5 separate regions of the Homo sapiens genome follow, and all the other regions are linked to region 1. A link is a loop called in an ENCODE intact Hi-C map of the cell type or tissue named here. Cell type or tissue: PC-3. All regions are shown on one strand. Links, peaks and the distances in the headings refer to the core of each region. The heading gives the core; the rest is flanking DNA.

Region 1 (4,823 bases), core at 605-4,604:
CAAGCCAACAGATAAGTGATGAGGGCTTTTTGAGATCCATCATCCTATTAGACATGCGGCCCTGAACACAGTGTGTAACGCGGACACGGGGCCTGTGCTGGAGCACGCGGTGCTGGGGAGAGCCTGCAGCACACTTTCTGCTGTATCCAGCAGCGGGGCACTGAGCAGCCAACTTTCTGTAACTGTAAAATCAAGCTTGAAAGTTTGCAAATGCTTGTTTTTTGGTTTCAAAGAATCTTATTTTGTGAAAGCAGATTTTTAAAGTTTTTAAAGCAGATATTCACTGCCTGAATGAATACCTCTCACATACCACAGTGAGCATGACTGAAAGTTTACACCATTAGCTAAACCCTGGGAAAAACTAATGCAGTGAGTCAGAGTTTCTGGTGAGGGAGGCACATCTCTTGCCTGTTTACAGTAGTATTCAACAATTGGGGGCAGCCCTTCCATATGATGCCATTTAAATACCACAAGTTATGGGCCAGGTGCGGTGGCACACACCTGTAATCCCAGCACTTTGGGAGGCTGAGGCGGGCAGGTCACTTGAGATCAGGAGTTTGAGACCAGCCTGGGCAACATGGTGAAACGTCGTTTCTATTAAGTATATAAAAATTGGCTGGGTGTGGTGGCGCACACCTGTAATCTCAGCTACTCAGGAGCCTGAGGCAGGAGAATCGCTTGAACCTGGGAGGTGGAGGTTGCAGTGAGCCGAGATCGCGCCACTGCACTCCAGGCTAGGTGACAGAGTGAGACTCCATCTTAAAAAATAATAATAAATAAGTAAATAAATAAATATCACAAGTTATGTACTGATTCTGAAAAAGCAACATAACCACCAAACACAATTTATTCCTTATGTTCCAAGTGTATTTGGTAGTTTTGTTCACCCTCATAACAGCCAAACCTGAGTTTAAGAACAGTAAGAATAGTGACTTGCAGAGATTTGTTCCAATTGTTACAACAAGAATGGATGTTAACTCATCTTTTCCAGATACAAGTCATCAAACCTGGACAATGTTATCAATTAATTCCAAATGAGAGAACCGGCCTTTTGATACTGATGTTATATTAGAAAGGATGATTTTCCTATACTTTCATATAAATGCCATGGATCTCTTACTTTTTGATGAATTAACCTTTGTGTAGCGACTACAGTTTGAAAGCACTACTACACATTCATAGATGCAGTTCCAGGCAGTTTGAGCCCACAAAGGCATTTATAACTTAAGCAGAAACCAAACAGAAGTAAATATTTTTAATAGAGTTAACAAATCTTCATAAAAACCAATCATTTAAAACTAAATGTTTTGAAGCTCTAAAGCCAGTCAGGCTCCGGGGAGGATGCAGATGATCCCCTCAGGCCACTGAGAAACTTTTAATCAGGGATCACAAGTATTAGAGAGGTATAGGGGAGGTTCAGGGGACCAACACAAGGTGAGAAGCAATTCCCTGGCAAGGCCTGAGAGGCAAGGGGTGGGAGCAGGCAGGGAGCCCTGGGAGAGCAGGAGGTGGCCGGCAGCCTTCAGACAGGAACTGCGGCCCTGAGTGGAGGCAAAGAACTCAGCAGCTGCTGCACCTCTTGAGTAGGGAACCTGGGGGTAGGAGAAGGAAATGCATGGTCTGAATCCTCTCTCTCTTGCCCTCATCTCCTGCCAGTCCCTCCCACTAGCAGGACCAACCAGAAGTTTCCCTGGTTAAAAAGCCAGGCGAGAAGGGTGGAGAATACCCAGTGTGCACAGATCTCTGAAATGAGAACTACTACTGCTCTATTTTAGGAGAAACAAAATTCTTTCTGTGTGATTGTATACCTTGAGAGCCAAGAAGAAGAGTCCGAACAGCTAACAGTCCAGTAAAGTGGCCACATGGAAACAACCCATGAAAATCCATAGCTTCCGGGCCACTACTGTAATCAGAAAAGACACCAAGAAGAATATTCCATTCTCAGTAGCAACCTGGAAAGAAACTGAATTGTAACTGAGGAGTAGGACTTACATGAAGAAAACTACCACACTATACCCTACTATTGAAACACAAGAAAATGCGAACGAAAGTAGAGAGAAGCCGTTTTCCTCAAAGACGTCATCTCAAATTTATTTTTACATTCCCATCATGCTTGGCATGTAGAATGTGATCAGTACATATTTGTTGAATGACAAAATGAGGGGATAAATAAACTTTCCCTAAGATGTGTATGTAGACGTTTGAAAATAGAAGTCTGTCGCTGATGTTTCTGTCCACCAGGAGTCAGGCTTCAGCCAGGAAAGAGTGAGCCAGTGTCTGAGCTGTCTCTCACCAGGCCTTCCACCAGCTCCAGGTCACCAGGTTCAGGCCAAGACTGAGTTTCAGTATTTGTCGTTAACCTGGTAGATAAATAAACAGTTTTAAAGTAGAGCTTATGTATTTGTCTGATTGCAAAAGTAATACATGATCATTGCACATAGGTACAGGAGCAGATGCAAAAAAAAAAAAAAGCAGATAAAAGATAGTAAAAATCAACTTTAACATTTAATATTTTTTCTCAGTGATAACCACTGTAAACATTTTAGTGTATGTCCTTTGGGAATTTTTTCCAATGAGTGTGTGTGTGTGTGTGTGTGTGTGTGTGTGTATGTATGACTACACCATCTGTTTATAGCTTGCTGTTTCTCACCCCCTCACATGATTTCTTACATGCAGAATTAGTCTCTTAGCGTATGACTTTTCATGGTTGAGTTGGAGCCACCACCAGGGAGCTGCACCCTTCCGGTGGTGCACCCCACCAGCCGTGCCATCCACAGAGGGTAGGACACACCAGACACCTAGTAGCTGGATTTATTTATTATATTTTATTTTATTTTTGAGATGGAGTCTCACTCTGTCGCCCAGGCTAGAGTGCAGTGGTGCAATCTCGGCTCACTGCAACCTCTGCCTCCCAGATTCAAGCAGTTCTCCTGCCTCAGCCTCCCGAGTAGCTGGAATTACAGGCACCTGCCACCATGCCCAGCTCATTTTTGTATTTTTAGTAGAGACAGGGTTTCACCATGTTGGTCAGGCTGGTCTCGAACTCCTGACCTCAGGTGATTCACCCACCTCAGCCTCCCAAAGTGCTGGGATTACAGGCATGAGCCACCGTGCCCGGCCTAGAACTGGATTTAATAAGAGAAACAGAGAGCCTCACACCACTCTCCCCTCCTTCAGCACCCTGCCTCCAGGGTTCTTTCGGCTCGCTAGCCAACCACACTTGGTGAGGTGCGTGGGTCCAGGAGTCTGTCTGCTCGGGTTCAAATCCTATCTGAGCCACCTCACCCCGTGACCTTGGTCAAGGTTATTTTCTTTTCCCTCATCTTTAAAATGGGTATCAAAATATTACTTAATCACAATGGAGATTACATGATTCAAATCTGGCATTGCTCAAAGTCATGTCCGGCACACAGTCCATACATGCTGGGTATTGCCATGACTCATTCTCCCCACCCCAGTTCAAGCATCGCTTTCCTCTCAAAGCCTGCGCTGAGCCCTCAGGCTAAGCTTCCCAGCCCAGCGCTGTGCAGCCCCAGGTGCTATTGCTCACCTGGGCTCTGAGCCATTGTGGTGTTCCAGGGCCTTAGGTGGTTATGGACCGGGCACTGCTCTCTCCCTCTGGGCTCTCCCTGGACGCCAGCCTGCATCTCTTTCATTTTCTTCGCTCAGGGGACAGGCTGAACTTGGGGACTGCGGAGGCCTGCAGTCTTCCAAGCACACTTGCTGCTTCATTTTGGCTGGCAGCAGTAATTGCAAACATGTATTCCCTGCCTGCCATATGCTGGGCACCATGCAAAATGTTTTCCATATGTGATCTCAATTTCCAAAAAGACTATATAAGCCGGTGCTGTTAGTACGTCTATTTTACATGGAGAAAAGGCGCACACAACTTAAGATGGCAAAGTGACTTCCTGAGAGTCAGCAGGATGGAAACCCCCAGAGCCGGCCCTGCCCGGCCACCTTGCCAGTGGCTCCAGGTTCTTACATGCATCAGAATCACCTGGAGGACTCGCTAAAAATCCCAGAATTTCTAATTCAGTCCATCTTCAATGGGGCCTAAGAATTTGTGTTTCCAACTATAAGTTCTCAGGTGGTGCTAACGGGGCTGGTCCACACGGACCACACTTTGAGAACAACTTCACCGTGCTATGTGACCTGCCATCAATAGCCTAGAAATAAGTTTTTGGTGGCAAACAGGCTCTTTTCAGACTCATCTCCTGCCTCTCTACCTGTAGCTGTCATTTATCTTTTCTTCCTTGCTCTAAACACATTCAGTGACTTATGAGGCCTTAAGGAGGTCCTGAGTCTCCATGCCACCTGGGCTTGCCTCCTTTGTCCCCCTCCCCTGTCATTCCTTCTGACACCAGCTGCTGCTTCTCTCCAGGTGTTTGTCATCCACACTTGAAATTGCTGCATGGGTGGGGAACATGGCTGCTGTGTGGCTGTGTGGGCAGGGCAAGGCCCAGGGGGCCTGGCTGAGGGCCGACAGTGAGCAGGCAGAAATCCAGAGGAGAGGATGTCTTTTTCTGTCTCACAAAGGCACACGTGGGCTAGCTGGGCTCTGAGGAAAGAGAGAGGCTTTTGAGCAAGTCCGTTTATGCTTCTTGCCTATTTTGCTTTAGCTTGTGGCTTCCGGTGAAAACACGCCTTCTTACTCATTTGGCTCCTTACTGAGGAATAAAATATACGAATTCCACTCCGTAGCCTGCAAATTCTCTACCTGTCTCATCGCCTCCTCACTGTTGCAGGTAGTTGAGACAAGTACAGTGGAACAGAAAGTCTGTTGGGCCAAGAATAGACTTTCTGGTATGAGATTCCCCAAG
Region 2 (4,823 bases), core at 579-4,578, 120 kb after region 1:
TGTCTATGATGCAAAGACCTTTGTTCACGTGTTTGTCTGCTGACCCTCTCCCCACTATTGTCTTGTGACCCTGACACATCCTCCTCTCTCAGAAACACCCAGGAATGATCAATAAATACAAAGGGAACTCAGAAGCCGGCGGGATCCTCCATATGCTGAATGCTGGTCCCCTGGGTGCCCTTATTTCTTTCTCTATACTTTGTCTCCGTGTCTTTTTCTTTTCCAAGTCTCTCGTTCCACCTAACGAGAAACACCCACAGGTGTGGAGGGGCGACCCACCCCTTCAACCTGGTAGAATTTGTTTGAGCCTCATGTATTGCATTATGGAAGGGTTTTTCTGGACTGTGAGTACACGTTTAAGTAAATAAAAGCTACTCACATTTAAAGCCTCAGTTTAATGAACAGATTTTTTATTTACAAAAACTATTCTGTCAGTAATGGGGGTTTATGAGACAGAGGGAGGTTTCAGGCTGTGCTTGGAGAGAGTGCTTAAAAGGCAGTTAAGATGGTAGTGTAGAAGCTAAAGGGGGATTGTGAAGCCAGGCAGTAGCAGGGATGACTCAGAAAGGGGGCGAATGTAAGAGGCCTTGAGAGGAAACCAGTCCAGCACCCAGAGGTGAGATGGGGGAGGAGGCCCTGATGGCTGAGCCTTGTGCTGCATGCTGGAAGACGGGGTTTAAGGAGGAGACGCAGATTTGGGCGCAGGAGAATGGACATATTGAAATTGACATCAGAAGAGGGTTATCAAAAAATAAACAAGGGAGATGTAATTTAGAAGCAATATTAAAGATTAAAATTAGACCAGGCCCAGTGGCTCACACCTGTAATCCTAACACTTTGGGAGGCCAAGGCAGGTGGATCACTTGAGGTCAGGAGTTCAAGACCAGCCTGGCCAATATGGTGAAACCCCATGTCTACTAAAAATACAAAAATTAGCCAGGCGTGGTGGCATGCGCCTGTAATCCCAGCTACTCAGGAGGCTGAGGCAGGAGAATGGCTTGAACCCAGGAAATGGAGGTTGCAGTGAGCCAAGATCGCACCACTGCACTCCAGCCTGGGCAACAGACTGAGATTCTGTCTCAAAAAAAAAATAATAAATAAAAATTATAATTACACAAGTGCAATTCTAAGTACATGTGATGGCAGCAGAATTGTGTGTATTCTCTACTCTTCTGTAGTTCCTCTTTTATTTTCCTTTTCATTGATTCTGAGTACTACTTACTAAAACGTGTTTTTTTCTCCAAAGTCTGTCAGCGATTCTAAGATATATTCACTTCAATGGGAAGTGACTGGAAGTCTTGGTGAACGTCGTTATCTTTGTTTAAACAAAGTGCCTGGTAATATTAAACAGCAATGCCAACTTCGAACATTGCCCTCTTACTTCCCCTAAAGAGGGACCTCCAAATGAATCTCTACACAAAAAATTAGGTAGGGTCCTATAACGAAATGCTTTAATTGTCTAGCGCAGGGTTTCTCAACTGACGTATTGCTGATGTGTGAAGCCAGATCATTCTTTGCACTGGGTGCTGTCCTGTGCAGTGCAGGACATTCAGCAGCATCCCTGGCCTCCACCCCCTCCATGCCAGGCACACCTACCCCTCAATGATGATAACCAAAAATGTCTCCAGACATTGCCAAATGTCCTCCAGGCCGGGGCACAGTTGCCCCCTAGGTGAGAACCATGGGTCTGGCAGATTTATTCATGCTAGGAAGCCTTGATAACAGGAGGAAAACAGAACAGAAAAAAAAAAAAAATGAGTCTTCAGGTTTAAATCTAACCTGGCCCCAGGGAACACAAGAAAGAGCAGACATAAAACTGAAAATGTTTCACCAGTAATTTTACAGAAGTTCTCCAGGTAACACTGTGATTTAAATGTCAAGCCACAGTGAAAATTAAGGTTGTTCCTCTATCACCGGCCCTTCCACCAGAAGCTGGAAGAAACAGCTGCAGGGGGATCTTCAGCTGAGGTCTGTGGATGCAGTTCGAGAGGTCAGCCAGACACCACTAATGTGACTTGCACAACATTGCACAGGTGGTAACACGCCGAGACACTTCCCCAGATCATCAAAGAAACCTGAGACTCAGAAAGGTTAAGGACTGCTTCCCTAAAGCAGTGCCCACTACCTCATTTGTACATATGGTTCCCATCATCCATTTTGGGGCAGTCAGAATATATTTGCCCTCTAAGCTCCAGAAGATATACATTCTCATTTGTGTTTTTTTCTTTTTTCACGTATTCATTATCATCCACTAAAAATAACCCATTTTATGGAAGGTTCATTTACAGCTGCAATTCTATTTTAAACACATTTAGCAAAAGTTTAAAACAAAAAATTGAAATTGTCTTTTTGTGGAATAGAATTGTAGCTTTACCTTATCAAAGATGCAATTTTGCTGTGATTTATGGATGCTTTTGTCTAGAGAAAATAACTTCATCACTTGATTTCTCCCACAAACACTACAGGAGATTCCCCATCCTGCACAGTTCACCTTTCTATCCATTTCTGCCATGTGCTATCATGAGGTCCTTCCTGCCACCTACAGGCCACCCCAGCTTTTACCGGCTGATGTGAAGGTATGAAAAGGCCCCTCTGTGGAAGCACAGGAGAAAAACATGCCATCATTCTCCCCATGTGATAGGTACATTTCCACCTGTCCCTATGAGCACCATGGCCATGGCAGAGGAGATGCTCAGGGGCAAGAAAAACATATTTCATGAGTTGCTCTCATCACCCTCCTCCTTAATAAACTGCTGGCAAAAGTGCCATCTGGGCAGGGCGCAGTGGCTCACGTCTGTAATCCCAGCACTTTGGGAGGCTGAGGCGGGTGGATCACTTGAGGTCAGGAGTTCGAGACCAGCCTGGCCAACATGGTGAAATCCTGTCTCTACTAAAAATACAAAAAATTAGCCAGGCGTGGTGGCACACACCTGTAATCCCAGCTACTCAGGACGCTAAGGCAGGAGAATCACTTGAATCCAGGAGGTGCAGGTTGCAGTGAGCCGAGATTGCACCACTGCACTCCAGCCTGGGTGAAAGAGTGAGACTGTCTCCAAAAAAAAAAAAAAAAAAAAAAAAAAAGTGCCATCTGCACCTGAATTCATCCACCAGGGAAGGTCTGGATCAGAAGCACATCAACCAAGCCCTCTATGGCCACCTAGTCGTCAGTCCCCAGTCAGTGAACACTGGGGTGTAGCCAGCAGAATAATGCCCCTTGCCAAAGATGTCTTACCTCCTAATCCCCAAAACCAGTGACTGTCTTACATGGCAAAAGAGATTTTGCCGATGTGGTCCCTCTAGTTAAGAATCTTGAGATGGGAGACGTGCTGGTTATCTGGTATTATGTTCATTTTAAATGTTATTGTAATCAGGTTCTTCTGGCCTGTGTGCTCAGATCAAAGCCAGGTTTCCCAATGACCCGGTAGCCAATTTGCAATGCTTAAATATGGTTTATTGCCAGAGACTCACACATACCCAATCAATCGAGCAAACATTCACAATACAATTATTTTTTTCATTGTTTCTTTTCCTGTGAGTGATGGGAATGACATGATACAATTACTAAAGGCAGTAATGAGCGGAATGGCAAACCCAGGCTGTGGCTGAGGAGGCCAGCACAGCAGACACTCCTCTCACACAGAGCCTCTGGGCAGCCCGTCTCACCGGGAGGAGGCACTTTTTTTTTTCTATTATAAGTTTTAGGGTACATGTGCACAACATGCAGGTTAGTTACATATGTATACATGTGCCATGTTGGTGTGCTGCACCCAGTAACTCGTCATTTAACATTAAGTATATCTCCTAATGCTATCCCTCCCCCCTCCCCCCACCCCACAACAGTCCCCAGAGTGTGATGTCTCCTACAGGCAGGAATTCTCAAGGTGCCTCTGACAGTGTCAGTTCCTTGCTGGTTTTATGGTTTTCCCCAGGTGTGTCCGTCATCATCATCTCAGCCACCTTTTGGCTCCATTTTCTATCGGTTCCTTTTGGGTCTCAAGTGGTACATGCCACAGCAAATGTAATCTCATCTCTTATACATATGTTTATCGCCTTAAAGAAAAACAACTTTACTATGAGCTCAGGCTCAGTCTAGTACACATACGCTTACCACTTTAAGGAGTAAACAACTTCACTGTGGGCTTCATGCCACTTGAAAACCAAAAAGTATCTGAGGCAAGTCTGGATCAATTTAGAGGTTTATTTTGCCAAGGTTAAGGGCATGCCGATGACACGGCCTCAGGAGGTCCTGAGAACAGGTGCCCAAGGTCAGGACACAGCTTGGTTTTATACATTTTAGGGAGACATGAGACATCAATCAATACGTGTAAGATGTACTTTGGTTTGGAAAGGCAGGACAACTGGAAGCAGGGGCTTCCAGGTCATAGGCAAACCCAGAGGTTTTCTGAATCAATAGAAAGGAATGTCTGGATGATGATAAGGGGTTGTGGACACCAAGCTTTTATCATGCAGGTGAAGCCTCCAGGTAGCAGGTGTGAGACATAATAAACCGTAAATGTTTCTTATCAGACTTAAAGAGTCTGCTCTATCAGTAATTCCAAAACGGAAGACTGCATAATGAGGCATGTCCGGCTCCCCTTCCCATCATGGCCTGAACTAGTTTGCAAGTTAGCTTTGGGCCTTTACCGAGAGGACGGGTCCATATAGAGGACTGAGGGCTTAGAATTTTATTTTTGGTTTACACACATAACACAAGCCACTCCATTTTTAGACATTAGGATCACAAATCATTCTTATAGATCATCTGGGTGGGCTCAGTGTGATCACAGGTCCTCATGAGAGAGGGAGGAGGGCCACAGCCAGAG
Region 3 (4,823 bases), core at 337-4,336, 63 kb after region 1:
CAGACCCTCTGTGTGAAGTGTGTTCACACAGTGCGGTGCTGACCCTCTGTATGAAGCGTGTTCACACGGTGCGGTGCTGACTCTCTGTATGAAGCGTGTTCACCTGGTGCAGGACAGACTCTCTGCATGAAGCATGTTCACACAGTGCGGTGCTGACCCGACCCTCTGTATGAAGCATGTTCACACGGTGCAGTGCTGACTCTCTGTATGACACATGTTCACACAGTGAGGTGCTGACCCTCTGTATGAAGCATGTTCACGTAGTGCAGTGCTGACTCTGTATGAAGTGTGTTCACACAATGAGGTGCTGACCTCATGTATGAAGCATGTTCACACAATGCGGTGCTGACCCTCTGTATGAAGCGTGTTCACACGGTGCGGTGCTGACTCTCTGTATGACACATGTTCACACAATGCGGTGCTGACCTTCTGTATGAAGCGTGTTCACACAGTGCAGTGCTGACCTTCTGTATGACACATGTTCACAGAGTGAGGTGCTGATCTTCTGTATGAAGCATGTTCACATGGTGCAGTACTGACTCTCTGTTTGAAGTGTGTTCACATGGTGCAGTGCTGACCTGTATGAAGGATGTTCACGCGGTGCGGTGCTGACTCTCTGTATAACACATGTTCACGCAGTGAGGTGCTGATCTTCTGTATGAAGCATGTTCACACAGTGCAGTGCTGACTCTCTGTATGAAGTGTGTTCACACGGTGCATTGCTGACCTTCTGTATGAAGTGTGTTCACACAGTGAGGTGCTGATCTTCTGTATGAAGCATGTTCACACGGTGCAGTACTGACTCTCTGTATGAAGTGTGTTCACACGGTGCGGTGCTGACTCTCTGTATGAAGCGTGTTCACACAGTGCGGTGCTGACTCTCTGTATGAAGCATGTTCACACGGTGCGGTGCTGACTCTCTGTATGAAGTGTGTTCACCTGGTGCAGTACAGGCTCTCTGCATGAAGCATGTTCACACAGTGCGGTGCTGACCCTCTGTATGAAGCGTGTTCACACAGTGCATGTGAAACCAGAACCGACAGTCGAACCCAAGCAGAAGTCTTGACCAAGCACTTCCCTCCTGGGAATGCACCATGATATCACCACACCGAAGTCCAGGCTGGCAAATAGGGACATTTAAGTGACATTTAAGCTCGTGGTGGCCCTATGAGGAGTCATTGCTGACTGAGATGGGATTTTAAGGTGTTGCCTGCCTGTGTGTTCTCAGACCCTCTCCTGAAGCCCCACCCCTTCCCCTGATCCTCTCCTGGGACCCCCCTCCCCTATCCCTGACCCTCTCCTGGAGCCCCCCTCCCCCCTCCCTGTCCCTCTCCTGAAGTCCCCTCCCCTGACCCTGTCCTGGGACCCCCTCGCCTTTCCCTGACCCTCACCTGAAGTCCCCTCCCCTTTCCCTGACCCTCTCCTGGAGCCCCCTCCCCTCTCCCTGTCCCTCTCCTGAAGTCCCCTCCCCTGACCCTCACCTGGGACCCCCCTCCCCTTTCCCTGACCCTCTCCTGGGACCCCCTCCCCTTTCCCTGACCCTCTCCTGGAGCCCCCTCCCCTCTCCCTGTCCCTCTCCTGAAGTCCCCTCCCCTGACCCTCTCCTGGGACCCCCTCCCCTTTACCTGACCCTCTCCTGAAATGCCCTGCCTGCACCATTGTCTTATATTTTTCTCATGGTTAGACTGGGGTTATGGTTTTTTCTGGGAAAGGCCACAGAGGTAAAGTGACATCTCATTGTGTCATATTCAGGGTCCATGCCATCAACATGACTCATCAGTGCTGACGCGGTGATGACCTGGGGGACGCAGTGTTTCTCAGGTTCCCCCACTGAGCCTCTGCAACTCCAGTAGTGACAAACCGCTCCACCCCCCGCCATCCATTTTCTTAATTGTTCAATTGCTAGTATCACATTTCATCAAGAGACGCATAGCAGAGTCCAACCAAGACTCCATGATAGAGAAACCAGGCAAGAACTACTGTCTCGTCGCAACTTGAGGAGACAATATTTCTTGCCTGGTTTCCCTATCATGGAAACTGAGTCCCCCACAGTTTCGTTTCCTCAATCGAGCTAATTACTGAGGTTGCTTAGCAGCCTCCGGAGTGAGCACAGCGGAAACTATCATTAGGGAACTTTGAACGTTTCTGTGAAATGCCAACAGGAAATGTTTCGGCATTTTCAAAATATTTAGAAAATTCCCTGTTCAGTTACAAAAGTGAATCTGAATCTTACCCTGCAGAAGTTAAACTGCTCCCTCTTCTGGATAAAATTACCTTTGTAATTTCTTTTTACAACCTACAGCCTATTGTGCTTGGGTTTCCAAATGGTTTAAAGTTCCCTTGTCCCTTACTTTGTGTCAAGGGGGTGTTTGTGCCTTAAAGGGAAGATCCTGTGCCTTAAAGGAAACCAGAACTGATAGTCGAACCCAAGCAGAAGTCTTGACCAAGCACTTCCCTCCTGGGAGTGCACCATGATATCACCACACCGAAGGCCAGGCTGGCAAACAGGGATGTACACGCAGGGGAGACGAGAACTTCTCCCGTGAGAAACAGCACAGTCCAGCCATATGAACCCACAGCTCAGGAAGTATTGCTCACTTTTACTGTTCTCTCTTAGGGAAGGGCATTCTCAAAACGTTTCCGCACAAGCAGACCATCCCTTTTATTTTCCCCGTCTGTCTCCTTTCCTTCTGCTTTCAAAATGTCTCAAGAGTATTTACAAGAGTTGAGCAACACAGGCATCTTTATCTGGGGTCTTTATCCACAGAGCAGAGGACAGGAAGTCATCACTACAGAGACGAAGCGATGTATGGTTTGACCCAGTGGAGGACTTTGTTAAGGTGGAGGTGTGAGTGTGGAGTGTAAACGTGGGACATCCAGGGCAGTGGAGGGTAACCACTGGAGAGGAAGTCTGGGGACAGTTTGGGAGCAGCCAAATATAAAATAAGCATTTCTGTTCTAAATCCAAATGAACATTCTACGCTGCTGTCATCTCCAGTATACCTCAGAGATCCTAAAGTTTCCTGAAGTTGTTTGGAAGTCACGGCCGATGTAAAGTGAAAGCGCACACATATCTGTAAGCTCTGAGCTCAGGATTTCACGTGAGGTCCTTTGTTCGGGAGGCAGGGGGGTTCTCCCTGTTGCTGGCTGAGGTCACTGCATTCATAGTGTGACAGGAGACAGCACAATACAGCAAAGCAGCTGGAGGGATTGCCTTGTAGAGTGGAAGACCTTCCGCAGAACAGAACGCTCTCTGTCCTGTTCTGCTGGAGAATGAAAAGGGATGGGTGGCCTGCGTGAAACCTCTTTATGGGGCTTGTGCGTTCTGACACTGTGACCGCCGAGGCCACAGCTGCCTTTGTTTCTTCCTCTCTGACCTCCATGAAGGGCTAGCGCACAAACTTGGACAGGGACGGCTCTATCTCTTGGGTGATATTCTGGAAAAGTCAGTCTTGACTTAGTCAAAGGCATCGGTAATTCCCCAACAGCTGAGAGCAGACTCCATGCTGCGGTTTTCTTGTAACTTGAATCGAGGAGACTTCCACATCTTTGCTATCCATTGCGCCTGGCTTTGTCCACTCGCTGACTTCTTCATATATAAGCTCATTTTCCACCTGGAAGAAAAGAGGAGAGAGCCTTAGGGCCCCAGCATTGGGTCCGCACCGAGGCCTACACTGCTCCCCCCATTCCCACCTAGGACCATGGCATCCCAGTCCTCTCTCCCTGTGGGAGGCTTTCACAGAGGTTCACATGGGCCCAGGCCACTATGATTTTCTGAGTCTCCTTGTTTAATAAAGAAAATGAAGTGCCAAATATTGTGGTATGTTTTAAAATTTTGTATTTAACAAGTGATCTTTCAAAAATGCAATGCAATCTAATTGCGCTATTCCGAAGTTAAGCATAGGATTTAGAAAACATTCTTATGGCATTTCTTTCATGGAACATGAGCTTAACTTTTATCATTAAAGTAATTTCTGTCCGTCTTTTCAGTGTATCTGTCTCTGTGACTCTAAGTATAGTAAGATTACTAGGAAATAATTTCAACATTTTAACTTTGAGGCCCTATGTGAGGCCCAAGATAAGCCCCACGCACCCCCATTCCCAGCCACAGGCTCTGCTGCCTGGCACCTCAAGGTCTGGACCCTGTACAGGGCTCCCACATGTCGACACAAGCTCCCATGTGTCACCTGTGCCTAGTAGAGAGGTGTATATTGCAACAAAAACTACAAATCAAAACAGGGCTGCAGCTCAAGAATCTTCAAGTTTCCTGTACCCCACCACTGGTTTAAGACAAGGATCAAGTTCATTTCAAGTAACTTATTAGTTACTAGTTAGTAATTGGTGGTAATTTCTTTTTTTTCTTTTTTTTTTAGATGGAGTCTCACCCTGTTGCCCAGGCTGGAGTGCAGTGGCACGATCTTGGCTCACTGCAAGCTCCACCTCCCGAGTTCAAGCCATTCTCCTGCCTCAGCCTCCCCAAGTATCTGGGACTACAGGTGCCTGCCACCATGCCTGGCTAATTTTTGTATTTCTAGTAGAGACAGGGTTTCAGCATGTTGGCCAGGCTGGTCTCGAACTCCTGACCTAAGGTGATCCACCCACCTTGGCCTCCCAAAGTGCTGAGATTACAGGCGTGAGCCACTGTACCCAGCCGATAATTTCATAGATTATCAGCTACCCTGCACATATTCATGTATTGCTTGTCAGTTGACAGGAAAGAGTCTTATCTTATTGGCCAAGAATTTAGCCGGCATCTTTGATCCCATCAGCAGTTTTGCACTTGATATTTGAGGAGTTTCAAAATGCTAGGAGGCTTTGATATT
Region 4 (4,823 bases), core at 528-4,527, 53 kb before region 1:
CATAATACTGAAATAGATAATGGGAAGTAGACTCTGATGGGTTTCAATGATAAGTCATTATGTTATGGTGAACTAGCTTCAGAGCTAGACTGTATGCCTGGTGGCTTTCCATTCTTCCTGACATCCCCAGCTAATTTCATTTAAAAATACACTCTAACAGACTGTGGCAATTCTCAGGGGAAAAGGACAGAAACTGGAAGGTGGAAACACAGCTTCTGCTGTGGTATCTAACAGCTAGGTAAGTCAGGTCTGGTGGTTTGGCATTTGACATATTAAGACACAAAGGTTCTGGACAAGACACCAAAGGAATCTCTCCTGCCCCTTTTGTTAGTAACTGCTGTAATTTCCTAATTTATAAATCTTTGTACACTGTCTGCATCAGGTGTAAAGTAGCCATCCATCACCTGGCTCTCATGACATACTGAGTTGCGTTCCTCCAATAAAATAGTCTCTGCCTTCTCTCATGTTCTACGAAGCCTATGTTGCTAAGTTCTTATGCACATCAAATAATACACCTGTAATCCCAGCACTTTGGGAGGCCGAGGTGGGCAGATCACGAGGTCAAGAGATCGAGACCATCCTGGCCAACATGGTGAAACCCCATCTCTACCAGAAATACAAAAACTAGCTGCGCGTGGTGGCGCCCGCCTGTAGTCCCAGCTACTCGGGAGGCAAAGGCAGGAGAATCGCTTGAACCCGGGAGGCGGAGGTTGCAGTGAGCCGAGATCGTGCCACCGCACTCCAGCCTGGCGACAGAGCGAGACGCCATCTCAGAAAATAACAAAAAATAACAATAAAACGATCCTACCATTATGCCTTGCTTAATGCTTTTGATTTTCCAAGGCATTTTCACACCTGTGACCTTGGTAGTACATGGGCATCTTATTCTTGCTGGACTGGATGAAGTTCCATTCTCCTTCTTCAGTCTCTGATGGTAACTCATCTGTTCACATCCTTAGAGGACAGTTGGGGTGGGGAGGAACGAACACATTCTGCAGTCATACCAGTAGGAATGAAAAGGAGAGATGTAAGATACATTTCAAGAAATCATGTGCAGAATTTGGTATCTGACAGAATATGACAGGGAGGGAGGGGGAGTCCATAGCTCCAGGCAATGTGGCATCAAGATGCTAGGATCCCAGGCCAGTGCCTGAGAAACCTGACAGCATCACCCACAGAAAGAAATTAAGTGTGGAAAGACATGAAAGAAGAAAATGTCCTTCAGGAAACTAGATCTGTAGGACTCTGAGCAGGAAAGATATTGGGTCACAGACAATATGCCCTATAAATTACTAGAATGGTAGATGGTGTAAAGTTTAGCTACATTAGTAGTAAGAGTGTATTGTTTTGTTCATGTAGCTTTTTTTTTTTTCTCTAAGCCAAGCAGTGTGTTAACTGCTTTATACAACAACTCTGCTGGGGGTGGGGTGCCGGGGGCGGGTGGGGGGGGGGTGGTCAATGTTATTAACCCCAGATGAGGAAATACTTGAGAGAGGCTAAATAATATCCTTGATGTCATAGAAGTAGCAAGAGGCAGAAACGAAATTCCAGCTGGTGGTCTTATGTGAAACTAGATTGCACAGTAAGAATGTGTCACATTATAACTTCTCATTATTAGGCAAAACATGTGAGTAGGCAACCCTGCAAAACTAGCAAGTGGGTGACACTATAAAAAGCTAAACAGGATAAATTTTGGATTACCCACCTTCCTGATCTATCTTTAGTGAAATGTCAGTTCCACTCTGTAGTCAAGACTTATGACTAACAGAGTACTGAGCATAGGAAACATCTTAATACATTGTTTAATGAAACAAAGTATTTTAGAGCATGCTGGCAAACTGCATTTAGTTTATAATCTTCCAGCCTTATTCTATATGCATGAGGGAATCATTAGTTCCAGTGTAGTCTTTCCTAGCAGCTTCTGTGTCTACGAACAGAGAGCTGAGAGTGGCCTGACATTCGTTCCAACAATTAGGATTAGCTTAAAATGCTGGGACTTCACTGCATTGCCGCAGTAACTTTTGCAGCTTTTCCCCACTGGAGGTCACTGTCACCTTGCAGTTGCAGAGAAGAACCTCAATTTGTGGTGGTAAAGAAAGTGGACGTTTTCATCTATCTAGGCTGGCTGTAGTTGCTTAAAGAAATCAACCAACCAACCAAAGCAACAATCATTAAAACATACTTCAGATCATGTGGCAAAAAACTGTCCTTAGAAAATTCATCACTGATAGCGCTTGTTTTCAAATAATGTTTCATCTTGACACTTTTTAATTTTTAGGTTACTATAACAGTAGATACATGTTATTATATATTTGTCCAAACCCACAGAATGTGCAGCAACAAGAGTGAACCCTAATGTGAACCATGGACTCTGAGTGATAATGATATGTTAATGTAAGTTTATCCATTGTAAAATATGTCCCACTCTATTGGGATTGTTAATAGTTGATAAATATTTTGAATTCAGTTAAAATTTCTACAAAGAGACCCAAGCACCTGTTTCATATGTTGGGCAAGCGAATGCATTCAAAGATCAGATGGTATATAGCTTCATAACTTTGAGCCAATTCCTGACCTCACTAAGCCTCAGTTTGCTCACCTAAAAGGTAGAGATAAGAATTCTACCAACTTCGGCCAGGCACAGTGGCTCACACCTGGAATCCCAACACTTTGGGAGGCCAAGGCAGGCAGATCACTACTGGAGAGCCTGACCAGAACCAACACAGTGTCTTTTGTGCAGTGGTGGCTCAGTAATGATTTGCTGAGTAAATTAATACAGAATCTAGGCATAAATATTTAAAGGAAAGCTGAGACACTAAGGAATCTTGGGTGAGTCCATCTGACTTTTCCCGGACTTTCAGTTTCTCTTCAGAGAAGGGTTTGAATGAGCTGACCCCCGAAGTTCCTACGCATTAAGGTCCCTAATCTTTGAGTTACAACCTGTGGGTCAGAGCACAGCCTTCAGTGTCCCATTCACTATGGAAACGCCATGACAACCTGTGTGCATCTGAAACCCCAAGTGGAGGCAGCCATGAGTCATGGATTATGTTTATACTGGTATCCAATTGAGCACATAGCATACTATCACCCTCAATGGACTGGCAAATCAGATACTTTTCCCCATTAAAAATGGCAAATGAGGTTTTAAAAAATCATTACAATTAATACAAAATGCCAGGAGGCACTGTACAGGTTGTATCTCCATATTTAAGAAGACCTAGGGCCTAAATATACTTAAGCACATAAGAGAAATGTACTGATAGCAGTACTAACATACAGCATTTTACATTTTACAAAGAACTTTCACACATGCATGGTACTTTATTTGGCCCTAAGAGCAACCCTGTGCAGTAGAGGGGGCTGCAGAAACTGACCTGCATATACTGTTGTGTAAAGAACTTAAAGAACTCCACTGGGAGGGCAGGGCCAGGACTGGAAGCTGCATCTCCTGACCCCAGTGATTCAGCTTGAACAGGATGTTTAACTGTGAAGCACGAAGTTGGGTATAGCAGGACAATCCTTCATGGTGGCATAGAGTGCAAGCTAGGTGCCCACCATGGGGTTCAAAGCCCAGCTCTTTTGCATGTGGGTTTTGGGCAGGTCAGTGAGCCTTCCTGGGTCTCCACTGTAAAGTGGAGGAAATAGTACCTACCTCATGGCTGACAGTGAGACTTTAAAGGCATCAGAATAGGTGCACCTCTCCTTGTCCTCCGCGCATGCTCTCCCCCACCTCTGCTCCAGCCAGTACTGTGGCAACCAGCTCCATAGAGGTCTAGTCTGAAAGTGCTTCACCTCAGGCCACTGCATTACGCCTTCTTCCCAGGGTTCTCTGGCATTGCTGCGGGACCTTCTTGGGAACTGGCATTTATGCATATGCAACTGAAAATGCCAGGGGGATAGTCACTCCACAAGACCCCCGATGGTGGAGATGGCGCCCGGGGAATCAGTGCCAATTGCCTGCTTCAGTCCTATGGGCAGGTGGCTCTGAGGTCATCCTGTCTGAAGTAGCCAGTTTGGCAACTCAACCTTGTTGGGGCTTCTTTCCTTCCCTGTTTCATACTCCTCCAGCCCCCACACCTATTCCCTGGAGTCAGTTCACAAAACAAGCCACCCTCACGCATGCTTGGGCTCTGCTTTCTGGTAGGAACTCAGGAATGACATCGTAGAGACATGGTGCTGGGCACATAAGAAATCCTACATAAACTTTACCTGTTCCTCATTTTCTATACTAAACGCTGCCTACGATCAGTCTTCTCCATGTCTGCTCTCTTGAAGGAAGTGGACTTTGTTGTTGTCACCATGTGGTGGGCAGAAAATGACAAATAAGTGAAAGGGCCAAATACCACAGGGCAAAGACCTGGAATAGCTTCCTGAGTCGGATGTCCAGAGACTGACTTTGGGCCACTTCATTGCAAGAGACTTTAGGTGGTTTTAGATCATACAGTAACAAACCGTTTTTAAAACTTATGTGTGTGTTACTGTGCATTAGAAATCTATAAATAAAACATCAAAACCATGATTTCACTTTATTTTTGCTTTGGCTAAAAATGTTTTAAATGACTCATATGAAAAATATTAATAGGAATAAAGATAGCATGTAAATATAGCAAAAATCATGATAGTGGTGTGTGAAAAAAAGATCTGGGAAACTAATAGATAAATGTGCCTTTTATAACCATTATGTTTTAGGTAAGTGGATAGGATCGTAGTTTGGGCATCTATATTTAGGAATTTTGTTATCAAGTATGCTAACCATTCTCTTACTTAGGTACACAGACTTGATTTGCCACATTTGTATTTTTGACGACGTTGTTCTAACTTTC
Region 5 (4,823 bases), core at 472-4,471, 140 kb after region 1:
CCTGTAGTCTCAGCTACTAGGGAGGCTGAGGCAGGAGAATCGCTGAAACCCAGGAGGCAGAGGTTGTAGTGAGCTGAGATCACACCACTTGCACCCCAGCCTGGGCGACAGAGCAAGACTGAGTCTCAAACAATAATTATCTTGAAAGCATATATTGCTATGGGCATTGGGACATCTTGACTTTCTGTTGCTGTAGGACTGTGTCCCTGCAGGTGTCTTTAAGCTGTTTCCTTAAGTGTAAATATCTTATGACCATGGGTGGTGACTGGAAAAGAATGTGCCTCATTAGTCTCAAGATGAAGCTGAACTTAAAATGGCGTTATTCTGGCTCTCCTGGGCTCCCGCTTCCCTAACAATAGCTCGCTTCGGGCTCAAACTCCTGGACTCAAGCAATCCTCCCACCTCAGCCTCCCAAAGCACTGGGATTATATGGGTTGATTTAAATAAAATAAAAACATTGATAAAAGCTTACTAAGCCTTGATGTTTGATTGTCAATCTATGTCTAATTATAATATTTAAGATTTTATATATTTATATTTTTAATTATTTGAAACCAACCAAACCTCTTCTTTTTGGAAGAGTTTTTTGTTTGTTTTTGTTTTTGTTTTGAGATGGAGTCTCGCTCTGTTGCCCAGGCTGGAGTGCAATGGCACGATCTCAGCTCACTGCAACGTCCGCCTCCCAGGTTCAAGCAATTCTCCTGCCTCAGCCTCTCAAGTAGCTGGGATTACAGGCACATGCTGCCACGCTGGGCTAATTTTTTGTATTTTAGTAGAGACGGGGTTTCTCTGTGTTGCCCAGGCTGGTCTCGAACTCCTCAGCTCAGGCAATCTGCCCCCCTCAGACTCCCAAAGTGCTGGGATTACAGGCCTGAGCCACCATGCCCAGCCCTTGGAAGAGTTTTTTAAAGGTTATAAAATTACATTTCCAAGTGTTAAAAATAAGTATATGAGTTTTAACATCATTTTGTAGCAATAACATCATTTAACAAGGGAAAGAAAAACTTTCAAATAGATGTTTTAAAATGATCATTCCACCCTCTTTCAATAAGATGCATCTTTACCTACAAAGGCAATCCATTACAGTTTTTCAAAAATATTTGCTAGGTATTCCACTAATCGCCACTTTTCACAGAACAGGTCATTACATTTGGAATTCTTGCTATTCCAAAAGAAAAAAAAATGTAAATATCAAATTAACCAACCCTCTTTTCAAAGATCATTAGCAAATGAAAGCAGGCCACTGAAGAGAAATGTTGGAGAATGCTTGCTGACCCAGGAATGTGTGGAACCCGGTGGACCTCAATTCGAAAAGCGTCATATTAATTAGTTTGTCGGATTTTTCTGTTTGAAGGAGCTTGTGAGAGAAACATGTGTTTCGGACATGATCCCACCTGGAAGCTGCCATTAGCGTCTCCTTAGTGCCTTGTCGAATGAGAAACCCTATTAATTCCAGGGGTATTACCTGGAAGTATTAAATGACAAGGAGTTGGGTGGCAGTTAGGGAGGCCTGTTTGTCTTCTAAATGTATCCATTCCTTGTTGGGGTGCTCTGACTGCATGCAATGCAGACAGGAAAATTAAATAGGAAATATTAATCCTCATCTCCTCTTGGAATATGGCATGTCAGCAGGATGACCATACAGCATGGCTTGTCTGGGACAGTCCCAGTTATACCTGTTGCCTTGGTGTCCTGCCTGGGTCAGCATTTGTCACAGGCTTTTCATTTTCAATGAAGTGTTGTTAGTAACAGCTACAGGAGGGGGGTTGGCAGGTCTTTACTTTGTACTGTGAGCTCCCACTACACTTACACCTGTCAGGGTCCACTCAGGAGACAAAGCCACATCAGCTATGTGAACAGAGGAGAATATAAAGGATTGTTAGGAAAAGGGGCACAGACGCAGCATGTGAAAAAGGGGCAGCTGTTACCCACAGGCCCAGTGAGAATGGATGAGGAAAGACTAAAGTGTTAGGAGACCTTTACCGCACCCCCACCCCACACACACTTCGGGCTGAAACTCAGATCTTTTTGAAGAGGATGCAGCTGTCACAGAAACATGCAGCTGCTGCTGGCAGAGTGCATGGGTCAGAGTGGGCCACCAGGAGCTGTCTGCCATTGCCAGAGGGTGTGGCAGGCCAGAGCCGTCCGCAGAAGCAAAAGGCCAGGTAGGGACACAGCTGCCTGAGGTTGCAGCTGTTGCGACTGCAGAAATGGCTGTTGCATGGAGAAAACATGAGAATGAGGCTAGAGATGGTCTGTGTGGGCTGCTGGACCCTGCACTGAGTGGTTACAGGAGAACCAGAACTGGGAACGACAGGTGTCTTTCTACCGGGCTTTCCTGGCAGTGTCTCACTGGCACCCTCTAGTGACGAAGCGTAGCATTGTGCCATCTAGGGAAGTGACAGCAACTCCAGGGTTACATGAGAGGAGGCTCTAGAGCCAAGAGACAATCAATTGCTAAGTGACTCAGCAGGTGCAGGATGCTCACTTTAATCTTGGTTAAATCTGACAGGCAACTTGTGAGTCTGATCCTTTCCAGAAGTCTCCCCCTTCAAGGACAGGACATAAGGAACTCACTCACTGATAAAACAACTTAATCCTTGTTCACAAGCAGCTAGGGACAGCTACGTCCTTCTGGACTCTAGTACTGTGGAGATAATTATTTGGGACTGCTTTCCCCTGACAGCCACTGGGTTGTAATGTGGCTCGTGCTGTGGCTTTTGAGAAGCCATCATTTGGCAGTCAGTTGGAAACGTGGAAAAGTATAGTTTAGGTACACAGTTTAAACTATAATTTAGGCATATTTAAATAGAGGCTATATAAAAATAGAGGCATATTTAAATAGAGGAAATAGAGGCTATAAATTATTATAGATATAAGCCCAAACTCTCTTGCTACAGTGGTTTTGTTATTCATTATATAGGAAAATCTACAGCCATTTATTTTATTGTTTGACTATACTTTTTTACTTAATTTTATTATTTTGAGACAGAGTCTCACTGTGTCACTCAGGCTGGAATGCAGTCGCACCATCTCGGCTCACCACAACCTCCGCCTCTCAGGTTCAAGCGATTCTCCTGCCTCAGCTTCCTGAGCACTGGGATTACAGGCGCCCGCCAGCGTAACTGGCTAATTTTTTGTATTTTTAGTAGAGACACAGTTTCGCCATGTTGGCCAGGCTGGTCTCGAGCTCCTGACCTCAGGTGATCCACCTACCTCGGCCTCCCAAAGTGCTGGAATTACAGGCAAGAGCCACCGCACCCAGCCTGTTTGGCTATACTTTAATTTTGCAATAAATCCTTTTAGCAAACAGTGAGCTCAAAAATTAAGTACTGAATTTTCATATCACAAGAGGTGGAATGTTTAGTGTGCACAAAATGTTGCTGCTTACCACTCACCAGTGGCACCATAGTGCTATCTCTGACCATGTAAAAACTATAAGATGCTAATCTATAAGGAAATACTAGCACCTCCTTCAAAAGTTAGAACTTATTTTAAGAAAATTCTGGCCGGGCACGGTGGCTCACCCCTGTAATCCCAGCACCTTGGGAGGCCGAGGCAGGTGGATCACAAGGTCAGGGTTTGAGACCAGCGTGGCCAATATGGTGAAACTCTGTCTCTACTAAAAATACAAAAATTAGCCAGGTGTGGTGGCAGGTGCCTATAGTCTCAGCTACTCTGGAGGCTGAGGCAGGAGAATCGCCTGAACCTGGGAGGCGGAGGTTGCAGTGAGCCAAGATAAACGTCACTGAACTCCAGCCTGGGCGACAGAGTGAGACTCAGTCTCCAAAAAAAAAAAAAAAAAAAGAAAGAAAGAAAGAAAGAAAATTCTGTCCAAAGATAATAATCTATCAAGTGCATTGCAGAGGATATATTTATATATTAGTTTGTAAAGCAGGCTGTTCATTTGATCAAATGACTGCTATTTGAAGTTAATTTCTGTCATTTTCAAAAAGTAAAGCAATACATGGAAGCATTGGCTGCATTAGCAGAAGAAAAACTTTCATTTTGTTCAAGTAAGTTTCATCAGATGTTTCAAATTAAAAAGCAGTGTAAGGTTTTCATCTAATTCATGGATAGAATTAAAAATAAGCTTTTAGAAGTTCCCTTTCCCACAGGGAAAATATATAATATGTTGTGAATAAATGCTGTTAAAAATGTAGTTAAGCCTGGGCAACAGAGTGAGACTCCATCTCAAAAAAAAATTAGTTAAAATGTGCATCAGGGAAGGTTTTCATACAAATCAAATTTGATGAGTCACAACCTTGGAGTTGGTTAAGATGAACACACATTTTGAATTTTATTAATCAAGCCGCAATATTCTTCTGTTCAAAATAGCATCTTGTAGTTATCAAAATGTATGAATTTTCTTTATATAGTTCCTACAGAATATTTGTGATGAAGCTGCTGATGAATACAAATATGATATGATATTGATGATGTATTGATGGCAGTGCCTGCTTTTCATCTTTGCTGCCCATGAGCAATTGAAATGTAGTTGTGTGTGCTCTTTTGGAGAACGATTTTAAATCAGCCGAAATGCTCTGTAATGTTACTAACCTTCTTTGAACTGAGTCCTCTAAATTTCAGGTGCATTTTGTTCAAAATCAGTTAGAAATAGTCAAAATATTCAGAGTGAAGCACCCAAAAATGTAATTTTGGAGGCTTTTAGCTACTTGAAATCATAGAAAACAAAGTTTGCAAACAGGAAGATATTCAAAGTTCTACAAAACCAAAGGAGAAACTAATTAAACAGCATCAGCTTAATAGTGAATAGGACTTAACTTTCTCAAATTCTGTAATTGAATTTTGGCGTATCTTGA

Evidence for each region. A loop is a pair of places that touch in the nucleus more often than their neighbours do. Peaks named below come from ENCODE experiments on the same cell type or tissue, not always from the same donor. Only the 100,000 strongest peaks of a DNase experiment are listed, where the experiment ranks them.
Region 2: it touches region 1 in a loop (17-fold over the local background); 33 of 110 quality-filtered maps call a loop at or near these places.
Region 3: it touches region 1 in a loop (14-fold over the local background); 82 of 110 quality-filtered maps call a loop at or near these places.
Region 4: it touches region 1 in a loop (6-fold over the local background); 6 of 110 quality-filtered maps call a loop at or near these places.
Region 5: it touches region 1 in a loop (12-fold over the local background); 82 of 110 quality-filtered maps call a loop at or near these places.

Annotation. Positions count from the first base shown.
Region 1 is chr6:2,789,127-2,793,949 of GRCh38, forward strand. It overlaps LOC124901241 (a long non-coding RNA gene), which reads right to left. Exons shown (of 3, transcript XR_007059408.1): 3 at 2,065-2,360. Among named protein-coding and RNA genes, the nearest start is that of WRNIP1, 26 kb to the left of the region's middle. RefSeq lists an enhancer at 2,109-2,403 and a silencer at 2,109-2,403. In PC-3, for the core only: a CTCF peak has its summit at 2,222 (motif pointing right); a DNase peak (open chromatin) is centred at 2,235; H3K27ac peaks cover 4,000 bases.
Region 2 is chr6:2,909,345-2,914,167 of GRCh38, forward strand. No RefSeq gene overlaps it. Among named protein-coding and RNA genes, the nearest start is that of SERPINB9, 8.4 kb to the left of the region's middle. RefSeq lists an enhancer at 1-86. In PC-3, for the core only: a CTCF peak has its summit at 2,540 (motif pointing left); a DNase peak (open chromatin) is centred at 2,547.
Region 3 is chr6:2,852,077-2,856,899 of GRCh38, forward strand. MIR4645 (microRNA 4645) reads right to left here and starts at 2,031; the gene lies at 1,955-2,031. It also overlaps the pseudogene SERPINB9P1. RefSeq lists enhancers at 266-455, 1,751-2,491, 3,068-3,127, 3,188-3,317. In PC-3, for the core only: a CTCF peak has its summit at 2,270 (motif pointing left); a DNase peak (open chromatin) is centred at 1,795; H3K4me3 peaks cover 1,193 bases; H3K27ac peaks cover 4,000 bases.
Region 4 is chr6:2,736,540-2,741,362 of GRCh38, forward strand. All of the region lies in intron 2 of MYLK4 (myosin light chain kinase family member 4), which reads right to left. Among named protein-coding and RNA genes, the nearest start is that of MYLK4, 12 kb to the right of the region's middle. In PC-3, for the core only: a CTCF peak has its summit at 2,035 (motif pointing right); a DNase peak (open chromatin) is centred at 2,052.
Region 5 is chr6:2,930,000-2,934,822 of GRCh38, forward strand. No RefSeq gene overlaps it. Among named protein-coding and RNA genes, the nearest start is that of SERPINB9, 29 kb to the left of the region's middle. In PC-3, for the core only: a CTCF peak has its summit at 2,370 (motif pointing left); a DNase peak (open chromatin) is centred at 2,392; H3K27ac peaks cover 295 bases.